Regions from separate parts of the Homo sapiens genome. Here region 2 is linked to region 1. A link is an interaction called in ENCODE POLR2A ChIA-PET data of the cell type or tissue named here. Cell type or tissue: PC-9. All regions are shown on one strand. Links, peaks and the distances in the headings refer to the core of each region. The heading gives the core; the rest is flanking DNA. Region 1 overlaps NCOA3 (nuclear receptor coactivator 3). Region 2 overlaps ZMYND8 (zinc finger MYND-type containing 8).

Evidence for each region. Peaks named below come from ENCODE experiments on the same cell type or tissue, not always from the same donor. Only the 100,000 strongest peaks of a DNase experiment are listed, where the experiment ranks them.
Region 2: POLR2A ChIA-PET joins it to region 1 with 17 read pairs; 3 of 35 experiments call an interaction of 5 or more read pairs at or near these places.

What each region holds. Positions count from the first base shown.
Region 1 is chr20:47,594,641-47,607,516 of GRCh38, reverse strand. All of the region lies in intron 2 of NCOA3 (nuclear receptor coactivator 3), which reads right to left. Among named protein-coding and RNA genes, the nearest start is that of NCOA3, 99 kb to the right of the region's middle. In PC-9, for the core only: no CTCF peak of the experiment used is centred there; a DNase peak (open chromatin) is centred at 7,646; H3K27ac peaks cover 1,984 bases.
Region 2 is chr20:47,232,603-47,245,478 of GRCh38, reverse strand. It overlaps ZMYND8 (zinc finger MYND-type containing 8), which reads left to right. Exons shown (of 23, transcript NM_001281775.3): 15 at 6,341-6,721; 16 at 8,963-9,153. Among named protein-coding and RNA genes, the nearest start is that of MIR3616, 72 kb to the right of the region's middle. RefSeq lists enhancers at 10,646-11,146, 12,587-12,656. In PC-9, for the core only: no CTCF peak of the experiment used is centred there; no DNase peak of the experiment used is centred there; H3K27ac peaks cover 541 bases.

The DNA of each region.
Region 1 (12,876 bases), core at 2,923-10,922:
ATATCATCTTCAGCTGAAACAAATAAAGAAGGGCACAGGGGCTAGGGAGCAATAGTTATGGAGAGGTGACCAAGAAAAGCATGGTAAACAACAGTAAGGCTTGTTATACAGATTTAAGTCTATGCCTTCTCCATTAGTAAGTTTCTAGTGATTGAGTCATCCTTTTCCTGGTAATGAGGAAGACACCCTTACAAGGGAGATTTCCTTTATAGATATAAATTTTCCCTTACAAAAGGGTAACTTCTACTCTGTTTTCAGAACTTCTCCTGTGTCTGCTTCTCAAAATAATCCTTACACCAAACAGGCATATTTTAGGGTGGTATATTCTAGTCTCCTACAGTTGCAAAGTGGAATCTGAAACCATATAAATGAATTTTCATGCTGTCTCATTAAAATGCATTGGATCTAACTTGCACTCTGAACAGATCTTTAACCCATGCATCACTGTATAATCAAACACCGGGTCATTTAGATAATACTGGTTCACTGAGTTAAAGTAGATCTTTCAAATGCTGGTACATTTCATTACACAATTTTTTTAACCCACATTCATTAATGTCACCACCCATCTCATCAGGAAAGTAATAAAAGGCTGTTATGCTCATGGTGGCCGATTCAAGTTTACTTACTTATAATTTCACTTGAAGCTCAAATTTTATCACTGTCAACCAATACAGTCAGATGTTTTCCCTGTAGTGACAGGTTCACCTCACTCAATTTGAAGACAGTCTCCAAATAACCAAGACTCAATAGCCATGGTTTGTCACTCATCCAAGTAAAAATGGTGTTCCATGAAAAAAGTGGGTACTTCAGTTCACAACGCAAACTGCGCAAGTGCTTTTCCCGGAGACAGCCATCATACTTTGGCAGGCAGAAGTCTTTGTGCACATTTTCCATTCTCATCACACAGAACATTAAAACGACAGTACTTAAGGGTACAGTGAAAGGTACTTAAGGAAAAAAGGGAATGAGGGCCAGGTGTAGTGTTGCTGCTTCATCATGGACAATCCTCAGTGGAAAACTGATTTTTTTTTTTCTTTATGAGCTCCTGGCAGTGAAGAATGCAATGTCTACCTAGGAGCGGAGTCTGGCGCCACTGCCTTAATTCATGGTAAGGTGTCAGCAATTTTATGCATCACCGCATTTCCACCATCGGTGCAAACACCAACGGGATGAAAATAGCAAATAACACATTAGCATTATTATGAGAATAGTCTTAACCATGTAGAACCCTTAAAAGGTTCTCAGAGACTACCGGGAGTCCACGCACCACACGTTGAGAGCCACTATATTAGATTAAGGTTGGGGCTGAGAGCCTGAAACTGGGTCTGGCTTCTCCAAGATACCCCACGTTCATGTAATAAATGTTTTAGGGCCAGGAGCAGTGGCTCATGCCTATAATCCCAATACTTTGGGAGGCTACAGTAGAGGGTCACTTGCCAGAAGTTCAAGACCAGCCTGGGCAATGTGGCAGGACACTGTCTCTACAAAATACAAAAAAATTAGTCAGGGGTGGTGGTAAGTAAATAAAGCAAGTAAGCAGATAAGTAAGTAAATAAACAGATGCTTTAGTATCTACTATCTGCAGGCCTATATAAACAAGCCATGTTGTGAGATCAAAAGAACATGGAGACTTCCTGAAAGGATAACAGAGAAATGCTGCTATCAATCAACACCACCTTATCCCATTGCTCCAAATATAATAATGACAGATAAAATACGAATTTTGTATTAACTTCAAAAGACACAGTTACGCTCAAACATGACAAATATATTTGTGGACCATGACAGAGGGGAAATATAAAGCAATAAATTAATAACTCCATGAACCCAACTGAGCTCCAGGACAAGAAACAAGCAAAGGCAGTCAGGAAATGAAATCATGCACAAGATAAGAAAACCAAAAGCAAGGCTCACAGGTAAAACGAAAAAATCTCATAGGTAGAAACCAAACAAAAAACTCATGAAAGGAAGGTGAAAAAAGGTATTATCAATAGCTAAAGTTATTATTTCAAACTGCCACAGGCAGTTGTAGAGGAAATAAAAGGTACTCTAAATAAATAAAAGGTAATATATACATAATAATAATATATATATGTCTCATACACACACACACACAAACAAAACCTAAGTAATGCATATCACCAACATTGCAATAATATCTCAGAATTAGAATCCTAGATCTAGACTGAAAGCATGGTGTAAATGTATGAAGGCAACAAAAACAGAGGTATAGGTGGCAGGGAGACATACAGAAAAGAACACCAAAATAAAGGGAAAAAAATTATTTCCCACTCAGCATATAAACCATAAACTAAAATCCTAAAGTGTATTTAAAAAGTGAACTAATGGGCCAGGCGTGGTGGCTCACGCCTATTATCCCAGCACTTTGGGAGGCCAAGGCGGGCGGATCACGAGGTCAAGAGATCGAGACCATCCTGGCCAACATGGTGAAACACTGTCTCTACTAAAAATACAAAGATTGGCCGGGGGTAGTGGCATGCGCCTGTAGTCCCAGCTACTCAGGAGGCTGAGGGCAGGAGAATCACTTGAACCTTGGAGGTGAAGGTTGCAGTGAGCCGAGATCTCGCCACTGCACTCCAGCCTGAGTGACAGAGCAAGACCCCACCTCAAAAAAAATAAATAAAAATAAAAAATAACTGAACTAAGGAAGATAGTCAAGAAATTCATCAATATCAAAAGATGAATTCAATGCTTAATAAAAATCTTGAAATTGGTTTAAAATAAATGTTTATGATCCTTAATGAGATAAAGAATTGGCCAGGCACAGTGGCTCAAGCCTACATTGCCAGCACTTTGGAAAGCTGAGGTGGGAGGCTCACTTGAGCCCAGGAGTTTGAGACCAGCCTGGGCAACATAGCAAGCTCCCATCTCGATTTTTAAAATAATAATTGAAAGCCATTACGAATGATAAAAAGAAACAGAAGAATAAATGGATGTTAAAAGAACTATAAGCTTTCACGAATTATAAATAATTTGAAAAGATAGTATCATCAATTATCCACAGCCAAACTCTAGACAGACATGGGATACTTGTCTGAAACCAAGAATCAATAGACAAGGTTAATTCCTAAACTGGACACACAAGCACACATCATTAGTGAACAAGAAAACAACGAATCCAACTTAAATGAAGCATAGTGAAGAGGGGAAAAGAACACAGACTTAACAGCTGATTTGAGCTCAGCATGACCTTACCAAATTTACATCTCTGAAGCTCAATTTCATCTTCTCTAAAATGCACATCCATCACCTTTACAAAGTTGTTGAGAGGATTAAAAACCACAGGTAAAACAAAACCTCAGTGATGTCTGGCAAATGGTAGGCTCTCGAAAAATGGCTCCCTCAAGAACTGTACCATTTACAGACAGAATCAAGGTAATTAAGAAAAATGGAATTTGGCCTCTTAACTACAAACAGATCTACAACCTAGTTTACAAAAAAAGATATTTGTGTTTTCTAATTCCTATATTACTGATACAGACAGGAGACAGGGAAATACTGGGTAGAAGAAGGCAGTTCCCTGGCAAAGGCCCCACTCAAGCCTGAAAACCCATGACCCTAAATGAGAACAAACATTCCTGTTTTCATGCCTAAAAGTTGCCTTTTGACCCACCACGCCCCCATATCCTGTACCCATATAAACCCCAAGCCCCCGGCTCCACAAGGAGACAAACAGAAGAGCAGAAGAATGGCAGAATGGCACGGCAGAGAAAGAAGAGAAGGAACATCTGAACACCAAGAGGAGTTCGGCTGAGGACGGTCAGAGAGGAGATGGGCCACTGGATGGCCAAATTCCAGGGGAAGATCATTTTCCCACTCCATCCCCTTTCCAGCTCCTCATCCATCCAACTGACAGCCAACTCCATCACTCAATAAAATCCCCACATTCACCATCCTCAAGTCCGTGTGTGACCTGATTCTTCCTCGATGCTGGACAAGGACCTGAATACCAAGAAGGCCCTGAGCTGTTTAACACTTAAGCCGTCCATGGTCGGCAAAGCAAAAAGAGCATACTGTAACACATGCCTACTTGGGCTTGGGGAGTTGCAGACTCCCACCCCTGGACACTCCCATGAGAACAGAGCCCAGGGGCACTCGCCCCAGATCCTGCACCTGCCTGCACGCATGCTCCTCCTCCCAAAAGGGGTTTGAGAGCACGGAACAGATGAGCCACAGCCCTGTCGCACGTCCTGTGAGGGGGGTCAGGGAACTCTCCCATTTAATTAGCTGAATAAATTAAGCAAATTGTCTAAATCTTGGTGCCTACAGGAGAATTTAAGAGATGTCTCTTGAGAAATACTAAATTCTCAAAGATGCTAAGATCTTCAAATGAAGTTTTGGTAGTGGTCTTGAATTGTTCTTATGGCACTTAAAATGTTTTCTAAAAACCTCTCTGATATCATACACTTCTCTGTCAAAAGAATTTGTAGAAACGGAACTCTTATTAGGAAAGGCATTTGGGTTACAAGTGACTAAGGATTACTTCTTCCTTGAAAAATCATGTTAACGTTCATAACTTATCGCTCTGCAATTTTTTTTAATCTAAAGACACTGGCAATTTAGCCTAAAAAAAACCCTTCACTATTCATCACTCTTAATAAGATGGCTTCCTTTCCAACTGCCAAAAGGAAAATGGAAAGAAACTCAGGCTTCTCATATTTCAAATAAAATTAAGAGAGAGCTATTTAAGTATGGAAACACCAACAGTTTAGATGGTACCTTCACACCACAAACTAGACTTATCAAAAACCTAAGTAAAAATTCTCATACACAAAAATAAATTTCAACTTTCTTCTCAGCGCCTAGGAATCAAAGCCTTAAACTACTGAATCATGTCTGGAAATGAAAAGACAGTAGGATTACAGCTGTGCATGGCCAATTTATCTTCTGAAGTCAAAGCATTTCTCCTGTTACCTTGCAGCAAGTCAATGTGATCTGCATATAAATATATTAAATGGTCACAGTATCTGAAACCTATACCAACCACAAAAGGTGTTATTTTAATTAACAAGTTGGCAACATTATGAGCTTTACAGTTTTATTCTAGAATTCTTTTTGAATTATCACAATTTAAAGAAAATTTTTAAAGGCTAAGAACTCAGACTAACAATTATGCCATTCCAATTCTATTTATGTCACCCTCCAGTAAAATAGCCCTATAAATAGCTTGGCAAAGAGAACAGCAATATAACAATAGTTGGTTTAGAAAAAAGTTAATTTCTACCATTTAGTCTTCTACAACAGGACAAAATTTTATGGTAATGAAATTAAAGAAGGGCCAAATCAAACACTATATAACAAAAGGGCTATCTGGAATGTGTTACATTATTTGTAATAGCACAGAAACTATAAAAGATAAATTCCATGTAAATGAATGAAGTAGCCTGCATTGCTGATCTTCCAAATGCTTGTGTACTCATATAAGTTTAATATATTGAGCTCATTAAAGATTTACACTTAGTTTCTTATATTAATGATAAGCAATACATGATGGAAAATATATTTAAAGCTTAGGAACATATGTTGAGCATGTGTGCACATGCAAAGCTTTCAAAGTTGCTTTAAAATGTGAAAATGAATATGGCTCCCCCTGTTATCCTTGATAAATGTCAGCTGTCATGTACTCATGTCCAATACATACTATTTTTCACAGAGCAGAGACCCAGAAAACGCAATTTTGAACCCACCAGCTGCATGTAATGGTTATACATAAGCAAATTCTATTTGAGGTCAGAAGTTTAAAGGTTTTCAATATCAACTTCTAAATAATGCAGGCTTTATATGTTAAATATTACACAGATTCAAAAGCATACTCCAATTAGAAGTTTTTGGAAACAGACAAAATCGTAAGAAGGCAATTACTCTAAAAGTTTGGCACATGAGATAGGCTCATTTATAACAGTGATACAAACTGGACTATTTGTACAGCAGTTCACCTTTTATTAGATTATTGAGCTGATATTTAGGCTAATTCTATTTCTTAATTAAGTTACAAAATTAAGTACTATAAAGCTATATTATTACCGATCTAACGATTTTCATGTCTATATCTGAAAGCTTAGCAGAAAGTAAACCGCCATAACCTTTGGTCTTTGCTATGGTTTGAATATAGTTTATCTCCACAAAACTCATGTTGAGGCTTGGTCCGCGATGTGGTATTCGGAAGTGGTGCCTTTAAGAGGCAAGTAAGTCGTTAAGATGGATTAATGCCTTTCTCACTCCCTTGAGTTCTTGCTCCCACAGGTTTGGACTAAAGAGTGGGTTGTTACAAAGTGAGACCACCTCTTGTGTTGGTAACTTTGCACATGCCTGCTTCCCCTTCCTCTTCTCCACCGTGGTGTTACGACATGGCACAAGGCCCTCACCAGAAGCTGACCAGATCTCAGACTTCCCAGCTTCCAGAATCATGTGCTAAATAAACCTTTCTTTTATAAACTACCTAGTTTCTAACCCTAGAAGACCAGAACACTAGAACAGAACACCAGAAAGCAGACTAAGACATTCTTTGACTTTAATAATAAAATACAATTATCAATAGGAATTGTCTTTTGAAAGCATCCCCTGTATAGTATGTGACCTATACTTAAAATAAATTACCTTTTACAGTAAGTTGTCATATGAGCAACACTAAATTCAAGATACAATTTTTGAATTCTATCTTTTTTTTTTTTTTTTTTTGCCAGGGACAGTGGCTCATGCCCGTAATCCCAACACTTTGGGAGGCCAAGGAGGGCAGATAGCTTGAGCCCAGGAGTTCGAAACCAGACTGGGCAACATGGCAAAACCCCATCTCTACCAAAAATACAAAACGTTAGCTGGGTGTGCTAGTGTACGCCTGTAGTCCCAGCTACTTGGGTGGCTTAGGTGGCAGGACTGAGCTTGGAAGGCGGAGGCTGAAGTGAGCCGAGATCACACCACTGCACTAGAGCCTGGGTGACAGACTGAGACTCCATCTCCCCCAACCCACACGCCCGCCAAAAAAAAAAAACACATTTAAGCTTTTAAAATTATAAATGCGGCCATGCGCGGTGGCTCACGCCTGAAATCCCACCACTTTGGGAGGCCGAGGCGGGCAGATTGTCTGAGGTCACGAGTTCGAGACCAGTCTGGCCAACATGATGAAATCCTGTCTCTACTAAAAATACAAAAAATTAGCTGGGCGTGGTGGTGGGCGCCTGTAGTCCCAGCTACTTGGGAGGCTAAGGCAGGAGAATGGCGTGAACCCGGGAGGTGGAGCTTGCAGTGAGCCAAGATCGTGCCACTGCACTCCAGCCTGGGCAACACAGCAAGACTCCATCTCAAAAAAAATAAAAATAAAAAAATATATATATATAAAATATATAAAATACACACACACACACACACACACACACACACACACAAAGGAAGTGAGAGAATTAGCCATCAGATCATCTCAAGTAAAATAATTGGAGCTTTTCTACTTGTATATACTGCACTTAACTAACTAGTCCTAAACAGCAGATCCACCAGGATTATGAATTTTTTGGTGAATTTTTTTTAAACTGTAGTTATAAACTTGAGAGCAAACATTGATTTCTGGAGGCATTGCGCAAGATAGCCATAAATATCTCACAAATGTTTAGTGGACAAACAGGAAGTGGAGATGGATCTGGGTATGGTCTTTTTAAGAATGCAATCTTTTCAATGTAAACTTTCTTGACACATGAAAAAGATATGCTGCTGGAATTCATATTGACCATATAATTACAGGATGACCTCTATAAAAAGACTGAATAAGGTTTTTTAAAATTTGAAGTGAGTGCAATTAACATCTTATTTTTGAAATCTAACAATGTTTGAGATAGGAAACCTTTTGAGATCAGTGTCATGAGGAAAGTAATATTTTTCCATAAAATTTCTGTATGACATCATAGTGTTCTTAGCAGTTTTGCATACATCAGCTAGATTCTTTAACAGCTTTACTGAGATATTAATTCACATATTATATGCTTAAAGTGCACGACTGGCTTTTAGTATATTTCAGAGTTGTGTAACTCTCACTGTAATCAATTTTAGAACATTTTCATTATCCCAAAAAGAACTCAAAATCCCTTAGCTGTTATTCCCCCCTGCTCCCATTCCCACCCCCTCAACCTCATATAACCCAACCTTCCACCTATTCACCCCTGCCCTTGACAACCACTTACGTATTTGCGTCTTTATGGATTTACCTATTCAGGACATTTAATATAAATGGCATCACACAATATCTAGTTCTTTGTGACTGGCTTCTTTTACTTAGCATAGTGTTTTCAAATACATCAACATTGTAGCACATATCGGTTCAGTCATGCCTAGCTTAATGACAGGGATACATTACGAGAAATGTGCCTTCATTCCATTTCATCATTGTGCAAACATCACAGAGTGTCCCTTAACAAACCTAGATAATACAGCCTAAATCTAGGCTATATGGTATAGCCTACAGCTCCTACGCAACAAACCTATACCTATACTGCATGTTAATATATTGAATAGCGCAGGCAAGTGTAATACAATGGTATTTGTGTATCTAAGCATATCTAAACATAGAAAAGGTACAGTAAAAATACAGTATAATCTTATGGAACCACTGTCATATATGTGGTCCTATTCCTTCATTGACTGAAACATTGTTATATGCTACATGACTGTACTTCATTGCTTTTTATTTCTGGCTAATACTTCACTGTATGGATACACCACATTTTATTTATGCACCTATCAGCTGATGGAAATTTAAGTTGTTGTTCTGCTACTATGAATACTGTTGCTATGAATATTTGTGTGTAAGCTGTGTGATTATGTATATTCTTAAATGAGAAATCATGAGCACTAATAATAAAAATAGGTTTCAGCCAGGTGTGGTGGCTCATGCCTGTAATCCCAGCACTTTGGGAGGCCAAGGCAGGAGGATCACTTGAGGTCAGGAGTTCGAGACCAGCTTGGCCAACATGGTGAAACCCTGTCTCTACTAAAAATAACAAAAATTAGCCAGGCATGGTGGCACGCACCTGTAATCCCAGCTACTCAGGAGGCTGAGGCAGGAGAACCGCGTGAACCCAGGAGGTGGAGGTTGCAGTGAGCAGAGATTGTGCCACGGCACTCCAACCTGAGCGACAGAGCGAAACTCCATCTCAAAATAAAATAAAATAAAAACAGGTTTGATAATACATGTAAATGATGCTTCCAAAGTTCGCTAGTAAACAGTAAAGAAGCCAGGTTCTTTTTTTTTTTTTTTTTTTTGAGACAGAGTCTCGCCCTATCGCCCAGGCTGGAGTGCAGTGGCGTGATCTTGGCTCACTGCAAGCTCCGCCTCCCACATTCACGCCATTCTCCTGCCTCAGCCTCCAGAGTAGCTGGGACTACAGGCGCCCGCCACCACGCCTGGCTAATTTTTTTGTATTTTTTAGTGGAGATGGGGTTTCATTGCGTTAGCCAGGATGGTCTCAATCTCCTGACCTCATGATCCGCCCACCTCGGCCTCCTAAAGTGCTGGGATTACAGGCGTGAGCCACCACGCCCGGCAGAAGCCTGGTTCTTTAAAAACATTTATTCTAAAAATCTAAAAACCAATCATGGAATCTTAACTATGATTAATATGTTAACGGGCTCTAATGGGGAAAGCAGACAACATGCAAGAAGAGATGGGTAATGTAAGCAGAGAGATAAAAACTCTAAGGAGGAATCAAAAGGAAAGGTTAGGCCAGGTGCGGTGGCTCACACCTGTAATCCCAGCACTTTGGGAGGCCGAGGCCGGTGGATCACCTGAGGTCAGGAGTTCAAGACCAGCCTGGACAATATGGAGAGACCCTATCTCTACTAAAAACACAAAAAGTAGCTGGGCTTGGTGGCGAGTACCTGTAATCCCAGCTACTCGGGAGGCTGAGGCAGGAGAATGGCATGAACCCGGGAGGCAGAGGTTACAGTTAGCCGAGATCGCACCACTGCACTCCAGCCTAGGCGACAGAGCGAAACTCCATCTCCCCCTCCCAAAAAAAAAAAAAAAAGCACAGGTTAGAATCAAAAAAGACTAACAGAAATGCAAAATGCCTTTGATGGGCTCATCAGTAGACCAAACATAGGAGTGGGAGACCAGAGAGCCTTAAGATCAATACAAACTCCCCAAAACTGAAAAAGAAAGAGAAAATGAAAAAGAAAAGAATATCCAAGAATGGTGGGACAATTATAAAAGGTGTAACACACACAAAATGGGAATACTATTCACATGAAATTTTAGAAAAGGTAAAACAGTAGTGACATAAAGCAGACCAGTTGGAGGTTTCTTCTGGTTGCTAGGGACCAGTGGAGATGACTGATTGCACAGAGGCACAAAGAACTTTAGGGAATGGTAGAAATGTTTTATATCATGACTGTGGTGATGGTCACATTTGTCAAAACTCATTAAATTGTAAATGTAAGGTTGGTAAATATTTTGTATGTATATTATGCTTTAATAAAGTTGGTTTTTTGAAATCAAGTACTTAAGGAAAATTACAGTGCTTATTGCTAATCCTATGATAAATAAAAAGTGATATGAAATAACTTAGCTAATAAAACAAGAAACAATGTATAAAACATTTCAGTAAGAAAATTTACTTTTGGCTTAGTATGGTGCCTCACACCTGTAATCCCAGCACTTCAGGAGGCCGAGGCAGGTGGATCGCTTGAGCTCAGTTCGAGACCACCCTGGGCAACATGTTGAAATCCCCATCTCTACCAAAAATGTAAAAATATTAATTAGTCAAGTGTGGTGGCAAGCGCCTGTAGTCCCAGCTACTCAAGAGGCTGAGGTGGGAGTATCGCTTGAGACTGGGCGGCAGAGGCTGCAGTAAGCCAAGATCATGGCACTGCAGTTCAGCCTGGGCAACAGTGTGAGACCCTGTCTAAAATTTAAAAAAAGAAAGAAAATTTACTTTTTCTAAAGTAGTACCACCACATTGAAAGCAAATATATTAGCAGTTAAAATCAAGTTTGTTTAAAACTTTAGAGCAATAAAAATATTTTAAACGAGATACAAAAAATGATCATTGCAACGTTGTTCACACTTCAAAAGCTAGAAGAAACTCTAATGTTTATCAATTGCAGATTTGAAAAATGAATTCTAATGAAGCCATGCAAAAGAATACAATACAGGGATGGTAAAAATGAATTATACACAACATGGTTGGATCTTACAATTTAGAAAGCCACCACATTACATCCATTATATTTTTGGAAAGCTAAAAAAAACAAGAAAACTAAACATTGTTCAAGGACACATCCAAATGAGACTTTTTCAAAGTTTTTTAAATGAAGTTAATTATTAACTCAAAGATAGCTGTGACTTCAAGGATAGAAGCAGGATGACTTCGGGAAGAAAGATTCAGGGAGCAGGTACACTATACGAACTGACCGTCCCGTTCTTCAGTTCAAGGAGTGGGTTCAAGAATAGCCTTCAAAGTATACTTCATAATTCAAATAATATATACTCTTTATTTATATAAAAATAATGTGTAATTTTAGTGTTTAAAGTAAAAAATCACTATGTGAACAAATACTTGCTCTAACATCTGAGTGAGGTATTGTGATAAATGCATTCCACTTATTACTCCCATTTAATCCTCCTGACAGCCCTATGAAACACAGAATAGTGAGCTAGATGAAAGTACAGTTCAATATTATCCCTACTTCACTTGAAAACACTGAGACATCGAAAGGTAAACTCAACCCAAAGTCATACATCCAGTAAGTGGTGGAGCTAGAAATTAAATCCAAGTCATTCTAACTTCAGAGCCAAGCTTTTAACCAATCCCACCAAAAAATTAAAAAAAAAAAAAGCCTTATGTCATGGCATCAAATATTTTATTTTTTTCATGGAATCTCAGTAAAGCCACATCACTTACAGCTATTCTAACAGTTTAGATAGAACTGGCCTTACTGGACTTCCAATAATAAATCACTCTTTTCCAGCCACACCAAGTGGAAGATCCCACCAGTCTAAAAAATTTAAAACCAGTTATAAATCACGGTCCTTTGCAAGTTAAGCGCCAGCCAAGGACTGTAGATTCTTGACCTATCCCTATAGATATCTCCTGTAAAAAATTATTTTAAGGCCAGGCGTGGTGGCTCACTCCTGTAATCCCAGCACACTTTGGTAGGCCAAGGCGGGCGGATCACCTGAGGTCAGAAGTTTGAGACCAGCCTGGCCAACATGGTGAAACCCCATCTCTACTAAAAATAAAAAATTAGCTGGGCATGGTGGTACGTGCCTGTAGTCCCAGCTACTCAGGGAGCTGAGGCAGCAGAATCGCTTGAACCCAACAGGCAGAGGTTGCAGTGAGCCGAGATGGCGCCGCTGCACTCCAACTAGGGTGACAGAGTGAGAGTGTCTTTAAAAAAAAAAAAAAGGTCATTTTAAAGGCTGGGCGTGGTGGCTCACACCTGTAATCCCATCACTTTGGGAGGCAAAGGCAGGCGGATTGCCTGAGGTCAGGGGATCGAGACCAGCCTGGCCAGCGTGGCAAAATTCCATCTCTACTAAAAATACAAAAATTAGCCAGTCGTGGTGGCGGGTGCCTGTAATCCCAGCTACTCAGGAGGCTGAGGCAGGAGAATTACTTGAACTCGGAAGGCAGAGGTTGCAGTGAGCTGAGATCGCGGTACTGCGCTCCAGACTGGGCGGCAACAGCAAAACTGTCTCCAAAAAAAAAAAAAAAAAAAAATCAGGTATTCTGCCCACCTCAGCCTTCCAAAGTGCTGGGATTACAGGCGTGAGCCACCGTGCCCAGCAATATCATGAAGACTTTCATCTTCTCTTTTTTTTTTTTTTTTTTTTTTTTTTTTTTTGAGACAGAGTCTCGCTCTGTCGCC
Region 2 (12,876 bases), core at 302-8,301, 360 kb after region 1:
AGGTCAGGAGTTCAAAACCAGCTTGACCTACATAGTGAAACCCTGTCTCTACTAAAATACAAAAATTAGCGGGGCGTGGTAGCAGGCGCCTGTAATCCCAGCTACTCGTGAGGCGGAGGCAGGATAATCGCTTGAACCCAGGAGGCGGAGGTTGCAGTGAGCTGAGATTGCGCCACTGCACTCCAGTGTGGGTGGCAGAGCAAGACTCCCTCTCTAAAAAAAAAGCAGTGTTCATTTCAAAGGTTTTGATGATTTCAGCTTTGCTTTCCTCCCCTCATGCCACCTAGGCATCTCCAAGTGTATTTTCTTACAGTAGTAGGACAGTATTTGGGTGATTGGTGCCAGAATACTGAGTGCTTCTTAGGGCACTAGAAAATGGAGTATGGTGGATATGTGTATTGGCTTTTTTGGGGAGGGGGGGCGGACAGAATTTGGCTCTTGTCGCCCAGGCTGGAGTACAATGGTACAATCTCGGCTGACTGCAACCTCCGCCTCCCGGGTTCAAGTGATTCTCCTCCCTCAGCCTCCCAAGTAACTGGGATTACAGGCACCTGCCACCACGCCTGGCTAATTTTTGTATTTTTAGTAGAAACAGGGTTTCACCATGTTGGCCAGGCTGGTCTCAAACTCCTGACCTCAGGTGAGCCACCCAGCTCGGCCTCCTAAAGTGCTGGGATTACAGGCATGAGCTACTGCGTCTGGCCTTACTGGCTTTTAATCTTATTTGCATTTAACTTAGCTCAGAGTTTCACAACCTTGCACTTCTGACAGTTTGCCCTGGCTAATTCTTAGTCCTGTGTATTGGAGGATGTTTTCCAGCATCCCTGGCCTCTACCAGCCAGATGGCAACCTTACTTGCTCAGTTGTGGCAGTCACAAATGTGGCAATCAAATATTGCCAAATATCCCCTGAGTCTCAGAGGCTACGGTTATATTCTGAACCAGCAGTGACTACCCCACAGCCTAGTGCAGCCTGGGCATGTTAACAAGCCCAACAAAAGGGGTGTGGGAATGATTGGAAGGATGTCCTTCCCACTGACAAAGTATTCAGCACATTTTTGAGTTGGCTTGGCAATTAGGTTAGAGGATTCAACATGCTCAATAAAGATACTGAAGAATTAACTAAGGGCCCAGAAGAAACATTGCCCCAGGACAAATTACAGGTTGTAGCCATAAAACCTTATGTATGTGGCGAGTGACTTAAGGGATAGCCAGGTTTAAATCTTGACTGTGCCTAACTTCTATCAGGAGCTAACTTGTCAATGAAACCCTTGAATAAGATGTAACTCCATGTCCTTTGGGGTTTCCATTGTCTGGTGGCTTAAAGCAAGTCAGGGATGGGCCTTGAGAATCTTTCTGCTGTGGTTATGGTCAACCTGGGCTGCTCTGGAACCTCAGCTGTCAGAGTGAGAGAGGATTCCTGCAGTTCAGCTAAAGAGAATGTCTGTGAGAGGTACAGTGGAGGAAGAGAGAGATACAGTTACATAAGGGAGGGAGGATAGGCCATCAAACCATCCCGACCCATCTGTTAGATTTATAGATGGCCTCTGAAAAATATGAGTATGTTATGGATTGGGTTTTGAGAGACTGTCTCTGTTGTTGCAGAGAACAATAGGAGTAGCATTTATTTCATGAGGATCGTAGGAATATTTGGGTGCAGATGGCAGTGCTCCTATGAGTGACATATTTATACTGTTCTTTCTTTCTGGAACAGATCTTTTGATTGATTGGTTTTGTGCCCCTACCTCTTCCAGAAAGAATTTGCAACAGATTGACAAGGATACATAACCATATGAAACAAGATGAAAATAAAGACATCCATGTAAAAGGAAAATGAAGGTAGAATAGCAAGTGGTCTGGGGAAAGGTTTTATACAGAAATCTGTACTATTTCAATCTTCAGAGTTAGGGAAGTTGGCTCTGAAAGCAGAATGGGAAACACAGTACCTTAGAAGATCTCATACTTTCCAAAAAAACAAAAAACCATTCTAGTTGATTAAAAGAAGTAGAACTTTTCCTCACATTGATGTCTGAAGGGAATTTCTCCAGGAAGCTTTAGTAGATGGTGGACAATTAAGCTGAAGATGATTCTAAAACACAGTTCAGTTAGAGCAGCTTCCTAAGGCTTGGGGCAAAACCAATTGATCTTAAATTCAGAGCTGATGGTGGTTTGGGTCTTGAAAAATTCTCGTGTCAGACTCCGCTAGAGAGCATCTTTTCAATGATGTGTTTTCACTTAAGAGTTTAGTAAGTGAAGGGCATTTTGGATTGCGCTGTTGTGACCTCCAGCTTACCTTCCACTAGGGATGCAGCTTATGGGTAGAATATGAATCTTCAGATGGCAAAACAGCTTTTATAGCTAATAACCTCAGAACAGAAGCAAAGAGAGCACACTTAGACTCTTCGCTGTGCTTTCACTGGCACATCAGTAATTTCCATCCTTCTACAAAGGGGATGCTAATTTTTCTCTTAAAAAGTCCTTGCTTTATAAATGAAAAACAGTGACCAGTGACAAATTCAGGAATTAAGTAGGTTAATTTGATAGGGCAGCTTCTCAGGTGCTGACCCTTTAAAAAAAAATTCACCCTTTTTTTCCCGCTACAGGTGATTGATTATGTACTCCAGATTTCTGGGACAAATGAAATTTCCTGTAGCCTCATTTTGTCTCCATAAACCATCAGGATTCCTGGAAATTTAAATATTTTGATATCTAAATAACTTCAAACAATTTTGAGCCTGGAATCTTATCGGATTGTATACTCTAGTTCTTTATTTGGCAGAGAGCCAGCTGTGATCACTGCAGAGCAGTAACCCCTCCGCCCTGCTGGCTGTTTGCTTTTGCAAATCAGGAGAGAGAAAACGACCATTTTGCGGTTGCCCTTACGGTGGGGAGACAGGCTAGCTCATCAACAATAACAGTATATTTTTTGGTAATGTGGCAGGAAAGGAAGGCATTGAAGGCACTTACGTGGGTTAGAAGCTCTGCTAAGGCACTGCCCCCTGCCCTCCTCTTAGAAGGGCCCAGTTCAACACCTCATCTCCACCTGGAAGAGGCGGGGACTGTGCCCCATATCTGGCAGGTGGCCCTGGAAGCATCGGAGTTCTTCACTGCAGGAAGCTCTCCTTCCAGACCCACCCCAGGCTCTTGCTGACCAGCTTGGCTGGATTCTCCTCTCTGGGGAAGTACAAGGGCCAGCAACATCTCGATAACCATCGAGAACGCCCTCTGAAGTCGGGATAGTCAGCTTGTCTCTTTCCCTCCTTGGCTTCTTAAAACCCACAGCTTACTGAATGAAAATCCTTGCTGGAGTAATCAGGCTCATGTCTTTTTCTGGGTAATACTGATCTTAAAAAGACAGACATAGGCCGGGCGCAGCGGCTCACGCCTGTAATCCCAGCACTTTGGGAGGCCGAGGCGGGTGGATCACAAGGTCAGGAGATTGAGACCATCCTGGCTAACACAGTGAAACCCCGCCTCTACTGAGAATACAAAAAATGAGCTGGGCATGGTGGCGGGCACCTGTAGTCCCAGCTACTCGGGAGGCTAAGGCAGGAGAATGGTGTGAACCCAGGAGGCGGAGCTTGCAGTGAGCCGAGATCGCGCCACTGCACTCCAGCCTGGGTGACAGAGCAAGACTCCATCTCAAAAAAAAAAAAAAAAGAAAAGAAAAAGAGGCAGACATAATCCTTATTTAAAGGAGTTTGATGTCAGGGAGCATAGTCCAAGATCGGGGTGCTGGCTTGTACCTGGGTGTGGTGTGTGTTCCCCAGATATCCTCTCTGGGGCATAGGCTCACCTTACCGGGGGCTGAGGCCTGTGCATCCATAACTGAGCCACCTTTACAAATGAGCTCCCGTGTGGTCATCGCCTCTACGTGCTGCTCAGTGCTTCTGGCTCTAACCTCCCTTCCAGCCCCTCCTCCCTGCCTGCCCTCACTTACTCAAATGCTCTGTATTCCTAGACATATCTTGGCTGATGCTGTTCCCTCCAGATTCTCACTTTCCGCCTGTTGAAATCCTACCCTTTATTCCCCACCAGCCCAGCTCCTCCAAGATGACATACTCCATATGGCAGCGTTTTTCAAACTTGAGTCATTCACATTCATTGTCTTTCCCGTTCTCAAGTCCTGCTTGTATAATTTTTGACTTTTTTTATTTAAAGAATCTTTTTTTTTTTTTTTTTTTTGAGACGGAGTCTCGCCCTGTCACCCAGGCTGGAGTGCAATGGGGCGATTTCGGCTCACTGCAACCTCTGCCTCATGGGTTCAAGCGATTCTCCTGCCTCAGCCTCCCAAGTAGCTGGGATTATAGGCACACACCACCATGCCCGGCTAATTTTTTGTATCTTTAGTAGAGATGGGGTTTCACCATGTTGGCCAGACTGGTTTCGAACTCCTGACTTCGTGATCTGCCCGCCTCGGCCTCCCAAAGTGCTGGGATTACAGGCGTGAGCCACTGCACCCGGCCAAGAATCTCATTCTTTAAAAATAAAATTAAGCTCATTTAAAGCGGGACACAGTAGCACGTCCCGTGTAGTCCCAGCTATTCGGGAGGCTGAAGTGGCTTGCTTGAGCCCAGCCGGGGTGATATAGCAAAACTCTATCTCTTTAAAACATAAAATAAAATAGGCCGGGCACGTTGGCTCACGCCTGTAATTCCAGCACTTTAGGAGGCCAAGGCGGATGGATCATGAGGTCAGGAGTTCAAGACCAGCCTGGGCAAGATGGCGAAACCCCGTCTCTGCTGAAAATAAAAAAAATTAGCTGGGTGCGGTGGCAGGCGCCTGTAATCCCACGTAGTCGGGAGGCTGAGGCAGGAGAATCGCTTGAACTCAGAGGGCGGAGGTTGCAGTGAGCCAAGTTTGTGCCACTGCACTCCACCCTGGGTGACAGAGTGAGAATCCATCTCAATAAATAAATAAAATAAACTCATTTTATTTACTTTTCATTTATTATTATTATTATTTTGAGACGGAGTCTCACCCTGTCACCCAGGCTGGAGTGCAATGGCATGGTCTCGGCTCCCTGCAACCTCCACGTCCCGGGTTCAAGCGATTCTTCTGCCTCAGCCTCTTGAGTAGCTGGGACTACAGGCGCCTGCCACCGCACCCGGCTATTTTTGTATTTTCGGTAGAGACGGGGTTTCACTATGTTGGCCAGGCTGCTCTTGAACTCCTGACCACAAGTGATCCGCCCACCTCAGCCTCCTAAAGTGTTGGGATTACAGGCGTGAGCCACTGCGCCCGGCCTATTAGTAATATTTTTTGAGACGGAGTCTCACTCACTCTTTCTCACAGACCGGAGTGCAGTGGCGCGATCTCGGCTCACTGCAACTTCCGCCTCCTGGGTTCAAGGAATTCTCCTGCCTCAGTTTCCCACCACGTCTGGCTAATTTTTTTGTATTTTTAATAGAGACGGGGTTTCCCCATGTTGGTCAGGCTGGTCTCAAAATCCTGACCTCAAGTGATCCGCCTGCCTCAGCCTCCCGAAGTGCTGGGATTACAGGCGTGAGCCACCGTGCTTGGCCTCATTTTTTTAGTAAAAAAATTTCCCCTGAAAAAAGCATCTGCAAGTATAAACTCATTTTAGACTTGAACACCACCCAATAAGAACAGTAGCACACAGTATACATAAAAGCTGGTGATAGGAATAAATCCAATCAAAACCAAAGCAATGCTACTCAATCCTAGATCAGTACCATTGCGTTGGGGGAAGGTTCTGGCCTTGGGGCAGAATTTGTTTTCCTGGTATTGTCCTGGCTATCAGTACCGCCTTCAAACTTTGTCCTGGAGGGAATCAGAAGAGATGAAAAGAATACTTTTCTTTCTGGGTGACTGAGTGTTACTGCTTTGGCCATTGGGAGGCCATCTGGCTCTTTGGAGGTATTGCTTTCTACGTTCCCTAGCCAAAGAATTGCTCTTCCTGTCTGGATTGACTTCCGCTGGGCCCTTCTCAAGGTGCCGACTAGATTTTAACTTTGCGAAAAGGGCGTGAACATTGAATCTGTTCGCCCACCGCATTGTCCACTAGGTGTAGGGGAGCTTGAGCGCAGGAGCCGGGTCTTGTTTGCCTCATTCTCCCCTAGAGGTCTTGACTTGTATCTCAGATGTGGGCCGGCGCTCAGTAAAGGAGGCCGCTGCTCGCGGAGATGGAAGACGCCGCAGAAGTGGCCTCAGCGTTAGGTGAGAATGTACTCCTCCAGCGCGGTGTGCTTGGCACGTCGAATTGGTTCGGCATTCCTGGCTTTCATAGGTTTTACCCAGAACTTGGTGGCGTCAAGACCGTGCAGGTGAACCTGAGTGAAATCCGGTTTTTGTTTGTTTTTTCTTCATGCATTGGCTAGTTGTAGGTAAAACTCCACCATCCACGACGGTGGGCAGCCATTCTCCCCCGGAAACACCGGTGCTCACCCGCTCTTCCGCCCAAACTTCCGCGGCTGGCGCCACAGCCACCACCAGCACGTCCTCCACGGTCACCGTCACGGCCCCGGCCCCCGCCGCCACAGGAAGCCCAGTGAAAAAGCAGAGGCCGCTTTTACCGAAGGAGACTGCCCCGGCCGTGCAGCGGGTCGTGTGGAACTCATCAAGTAAGTTTCAAACGTCCTCCCAAAAGTGGCACATGCAGAAGATGCAGCGTCAGCAGCAGCAGCAGCAGCAGCAAAACCAGCAGCAGCAGCCTCAGTCTTCCCAGGGGACGAGATATCAGACCAGACAGGCTGTGAAAGGTACCGAGCCTCCCCTTCTGTTCTCCGTGGCGCCCGCTCCCATTTTGCCACATCGACAGGAGAAAGTCATTGCTCTTTTATTTTTTTTTTTTAGTTCTCGTTTGTTTCCGGGCCATTGTATCTTGAAGGCCTTGCACATTCCATTTGGCATTATTTTTAAAAATTGTTTTGCTACTTGCTTTTTTACTTTCAAAAAGTTTTTTTTGTTCATTTTATAAATGATACATGCATATATTCTCCTTAAAAAGGGGGCAGAAAGTTTTACATAAAAGTCTGTTATCCCGTTTACCTTCCATTTCATTCTCTTCCCTTCCACAGTGGCCAGTATCAACCGTTGTAAAAGCTTTTCTATGCATGTATGCATGTATATGTATATATACATATCTGTATGTATATATGTGCGCATCATGTATATGATGCCATAAAATTAGTCCTTTTTCCCCCCTTTTTTTCTTTTTTAAAACATAAAAATGGTACCATACTTGCTTTTTTCCCCCACCCATCAGCATGTTTTGGAGGTCCATCCACATCAGCACATACAGCCCTGCCTTGTTCTTTTGGACTGCTGCATAGTATTTCATAGTTTATTTAAAGCATTCCTCTACTAATGGGCATTTAGGTTGCTTTCAGTTTTTTTTCTACTGTGAGCAGTGCTGCAATGAATATCTTTGTATAAATTTCCTTGTGCACATGAGGGAACCTCTTGGAGTTATTTTGGAAAAAGTACAGTGCGAGAAGTTGATAGCGAAGGTTACCTTAGTAACTGGAGATTCGTCACACACACAAGATGAGCCAGCCTCAAGAACCACTTGCTGAAGTTGCAGAATCAGAACTCCCACCAGTCCTGCAGGAGGCTCCATCTGGAGCTGAAATTAGGCCAAACACAGTGCTGATCTGACTGGTTGGTACCAGTTTGCCTGGCTTTTGTGAGCATTGATGTAGATCTTTCTACCAGGAAACCTGCATCTAGATCCTCAAAGGCTGGGTTCTTCAACTGAAACTCATAGTGAATGCGCCCCTGTGAGGGGGGCTCATGAGCAGCAGAATGTGAGGTTGAAAGGTGGCCAGGTCTTGAATTGGCCCCCAGTGAAACCCTTCACAGATGGCGAGGGAGTGGGTCCTGAAGAATTGGCCAGGCAAAATTGAGAGTACAGTTGGATTAATCTTGCTATTTAAAAAGTTGGTGGGGCAAAGCCGAGTCTAGGATATTTGAGATTGGGATTGCGGCTTCCTGTCTTCTGTCTTCATATCTCATAAGCAGGAGACTTCCCCAGGGGAGTTTAATTGCTACCAAGAAGAGGGTCGGGCGTGGTGGCTCACACCTGTAATCCCAGCACTTTGGGAGGCCAAGGCAGGCAGATCACTTGAGGCCAGGAGTTCAAGACCAGCCCAGTCAACATGGTGAAACCCCATCTCTACTAAAATGGAAAAAAAAAAAAAAAGCAAAAAACTAGCCGGGCATGATGGCACATGCCCGTAACCCTGGCTACTCAGGAGGGAGGCATGAGAATCCCTTGAACCTCAGAGGTAGAGGTTGCAGTGAGCTAAGATTGCACCACTGCACTCCAGCCTGGGCGACAGAGTGAGACTGTCAAAAAAAAAAAAAAGAGCGCTGCCAAAAAGTGGCTCATTGCTTCAGATTGTCTTACGCCAAAGTAAAGCCTAGTTAAAGGGGTAAAGACCAATTTAAATTGGTAATATGCTACTGTAATAGGGGCAAGAGTCTAGCATAAGCTGAAATTAACTTTGATTTGTACAGGGGTGACTGGACATTTTAAAGGGAGAATGAGGGAGTAGGGATGGGAGCGAGTTGGGCCTCAGTAGAGTCAGGGAAGTTAAACATCTTGATTTGCTAACGGGCACTTCATGAAGTTGGGCCCCTACTCTCCCATAGACACTGGGATGCTGAGGTCCTGTCTTCAGGTGTTGGCTGGAACAAAACTGTCAGTTCTTTTGCCAGCATTGAGTTTTCCCAGGCAGTCGCTTTAAGAGGGGGTTGGGGTCATCCTAGCATGCACTCTTGAGCTCTTAGAAACTGTCAATGTTTGCTCAAGTCTTTCCAGGCCAAGGTTAGGGCCTAGTTGAGAAACCTGGATAGAGTTTGGTCAAGGGGAGCATCTTTGTCATTTAAAAGTAGAAAAGCTCTCAGGATGTCTATTAGGGGCTTTGCTTCTACACCACAGCTTTGTGCTGGGATGGGTCCTTCCCACGTGGGGTAATCAGGATGCTTTGCCTTCCTAGCTGTCCAGCAGAAGGAGATCACACAGAGCCCATCCACGTCCACCATCACCCTGGTGACCAGCACACAGTCATCGCCCCTGGTCACCAGCTCGGGGTCCATGAGCACCCTTGTGTCCTCAGTCAACGCTGACCTGCCCATCGCCACTGCCTCAGCTGATGTCGCCGCTGATATTGCCAAGTACACTAGCAAAGTGAGTGGATGGGAGAGCTACCGTGGAGATGGCAGACACCTGGCAGGATGCCAGAATCTTGGTCTCCCGAGGGGAAGCGTGAGCGTCTTAACCTTGCAGTCTTTAGGGAGTGAAGACCCTTTTTTTTAAAAACAGAATCTCCAAGACCACGTTCTTTAATTTGGGTCTAACAGAGAAATGTAGAATGGACTGAATCTTACTCCAAGTGGGCTTAGATTCTAAAGTCAGTTCATAAAGTGCAAATGACATAATCAGAATTACCTTCGAGAATTCAAGTCACTCATTAAGGCACTGGAACACATGACTGATCCTTCAGTGAACAGCTGACCAGGGGTTTGGTTTGCATTTAGAGCTTTGCATGTGGAGCAGAAGTGACAGAGACTTAAACATGAGACTGGCAAGGTGAGATGCCCACACTTTGATTTTTCCAGGAATCAAGATGGATGGGGAGGGGGACCAAGGGGACTCCCTCTCCCCTGTCTCCTGCCCTCTGGGGCACAGTCCCCATTAAGTGGCATGGTGGGCAGGATTGCCTGTTGTTGGTGAACTCATGGGAACTGTCTCAGCACAGGCCCCTTCTTTTTTTCTCTTAAGTTGCCAAGTGCTTTTTTTTTTTTTTGAGATGGAGTCTCACTCTGTTCCCCAGGCTGGAGTGCAGTGACACAATCTCGTCTCACTGCAACCTCCGCCTCCTGGGTTCAAGCAATTCTCCTGCCTCAGCCTCCCAAGTAGCTGGGACTACAGGCACGCGCCACCATGCCTGGCTAATCTTTGTATTTTTTTAGTAGAGATGGGGTTTCGCCATGTCGACCAGGCTGGTCTCAAACTCCTGACCTCGGGTGATCCACCCACCTCGGCCTCTCAAAGTGCTGGGATTACAGGTGTGAGCCACCAGGCCCGGCCTGCCAAGTGCTTTTATGGTCACTGTTGAATTCAGGTAGATACCATCTGCAGTTCTCAGCGTCATGTGAGAGTGCGCTGGACTGATGTGCTGTGTATCTTGTCATTAGACCACGGTGGTAATAATAACCACCAGAATGTCAGGTCCACAAAGGCAGGAATTTTTGTCTGTTTTGCTCACTGCCAAGGCCTAGAACAATGCCTGGCATGTAGTAAGTGCTTGACCCATAGTTGGGCTTTGTTTTTATTGGCTTCAATTATTATCAATAACTTAATAATAGCTATTGATTTATAATCTACTGAGATTAGTTAGTAAATTACTAAGTAGTTAATAATTTATTCTTTACTGATGAGTAGATTACTAATACTGATGAGTAAACAGTTCTAGTTTTTAGAATGGATGAAAATAATTGAGGATGGTTGTTTCTAGAATTCTTTCTTTTTAAAAAATGCAAACAGGGTCTCATTTTGTTGCCCAGGCTGGTCTCAAACTCCTGGCCTCAAGTGATCTTCCTGCCTAGTCCTCCCAAAGTGTTGGGATTACAGGTGTGAGCCACCACACCCAGCCTGTTTCTAAAATTCTTATAGTCTTAATAATAAAGAGTTAGCTTTATTATATTGAGTTAAGGGAAGAGGAATCTTTTAAAATTCTGAGTGGTGAGAGAAATATATATGAATTTTTTTTTTTACACAAATGAGTTTTCATTGGTCATGTTTCTTTTTATTTCTTCTGTGTAGGTGTAATTGTTATCTATTGCTGCAGAACAAATTACCACAAAACTTAGCAGCTTTAAACAGCACACACCTTTATTATCCTACAGTGTGTGTGGGTCAGGAATCTGGGCATGGCTCCACGGGGCTCTCCGCTTCAGGATCTCTTGCAGTTGCAGTCATGGTGTCTGCAAGGGTTTGGGACTCACACAAAGGCTCAACTGGGAAAGGATCCACTCTCAAGGTCATTTAGGTGGTGGCAGGCAAGATTCACTTCTTGAGGGCAAGTGGCCTGGGCCACCCTCAGTTCCCTGCCATGTGGGCCTCCCCAGCATGGCAGCTTGCTTCATCAAAATCAGCAATGGAGGCTGGGCATGGTGGCTCACACCTGTAATCCCAGCACTTTGGGAGGCTGAGGTGGGTGGATTGCATGAGCTCAGGAGTTCAGGACCAGCCTGGGCAACATCGTGAAACCCCATCTCTACCAAAATACAAAAAATCAGCCTGGCATGATGGCATGCGCCTGTAGTCCCAGCTACTTAGGAGGCTGGTACACGAGACTTGCTTGAACCTGGGAGGTGGAGGTTGCAGTGAGCCGAGATCTTGCCACTGCACTCCAGCCTGGGCTACAAAGCGAAACTGTCTCAAAAGCCAGCAATGGAGAGAGCCTGCTGGCAAGATGGAAGTGACAGGCTTACTTAGGCCAGTCACAGAAGTGACACCTCATTACGTTTGCTGTATTCCATTGGGTAGAAGCAAGTTGCTAGGTCAGAGGGAGGGGATTACAGATGGGCACAAAATATTAGTAGGTTGGGATCATCGGGAGCCCACTTAGAGTTTGCCTACCACATAAGGTAGCAATATGTCTGCATAGCATTTACTCTAGGCTAGATGCTGTCCTAAGCACTTTTTGTATGTTACTTACTCAGTCTTCTTGACAAATTGATGAAGTGTAGGTACTGTTATCACCCCAATTTTATAGATGAGAAAACTGAAGCCCGGTGAGGTTACACAGTGTGTCTAGGGTCACAAGCTAGTGAATGGCAAAGCTGGACTTTGAATGATAGCAGCCAGGCCCTAGAGAGTGTGCACTTAACCTGGCTTTGAACTGCTTTGTGCATTTCAAACAAGCCTGCTGACCACAAATGTTCATGGTCCACAAACTGTTGCCACATGACTTTTATAAGCAACTCCTCTTAGGATTCAGTGTGGCTGTTTGAGCCAGTGGCTGTAACCGCAGCACTTTGGGAGGCTCAAGTGGGAGGATCCCTTGAGGCCAGGAGTTTAAGACCAGCCTGAGCAACACACTGAGATCTTGTCTTTACAAATAAAAAAAAATTAGCTGGGCCTGGTGGCACATGCCGGTAGTCTCAGCTATTCGGGAGGCTGAGATGGGAGGATTACTTGAGCCCAGAAGTTTGAAGCTGCAGTGAGCTGTGATTGCACCATTGCACTCCAGCCTGGGTGGACAGAGCAGGACCCTGTCTCAAAAAAAAAAAAAAAAAAAAAGCCTGGTGCGGTGTCTCACACCTGGAATCCTAGCACTTCGGGAGGCCCAGGCGGGTGGATTGCCTGAGGTCAGGAGTTCGAGACTAGCCTGGCCAACATGGCAGAACCCCGTCTCTACTAAAAATACAAAAATTGGCCCGGTGTGGTAGCAGGCACCTATAATCCCAGCTACTCAGGAGGCTGAAGCAGGAGAATTGCTTGAACCCAGGGGATGGACGTTGCAGTGAGCTGAGATTGCGCCACTTCACTCCAGCCTGGGGGACAGAGCGAAACTCCTCTGTCTCAAAAAAAAAAAAAAACAAAAAAAACAAAAAAAAACATGGGGGAGGTTGTCATGAAAGTGTTAAAGGCATAACAGCACCAAACTGAGACTTCTTGCTGAAGCAATCTGTAGGATTATTAGAGAATTGAAAGCGGGTAATTTTTTCGTTAGTGATATAAGTAGGTGTCTGGTTTTGCCTGAATGATCTCTTGTTCTACCTTCGGTTGTCCTTACATCACCTTCCCTTGATTTAGTCCCAGCTGTTTGCTTATGAATGGGAAAGCTGAGGCCTACTGAGTGGGTCTGATTAGTGGTTTGCAGGAAGGCTGTTTTCTCAGCTC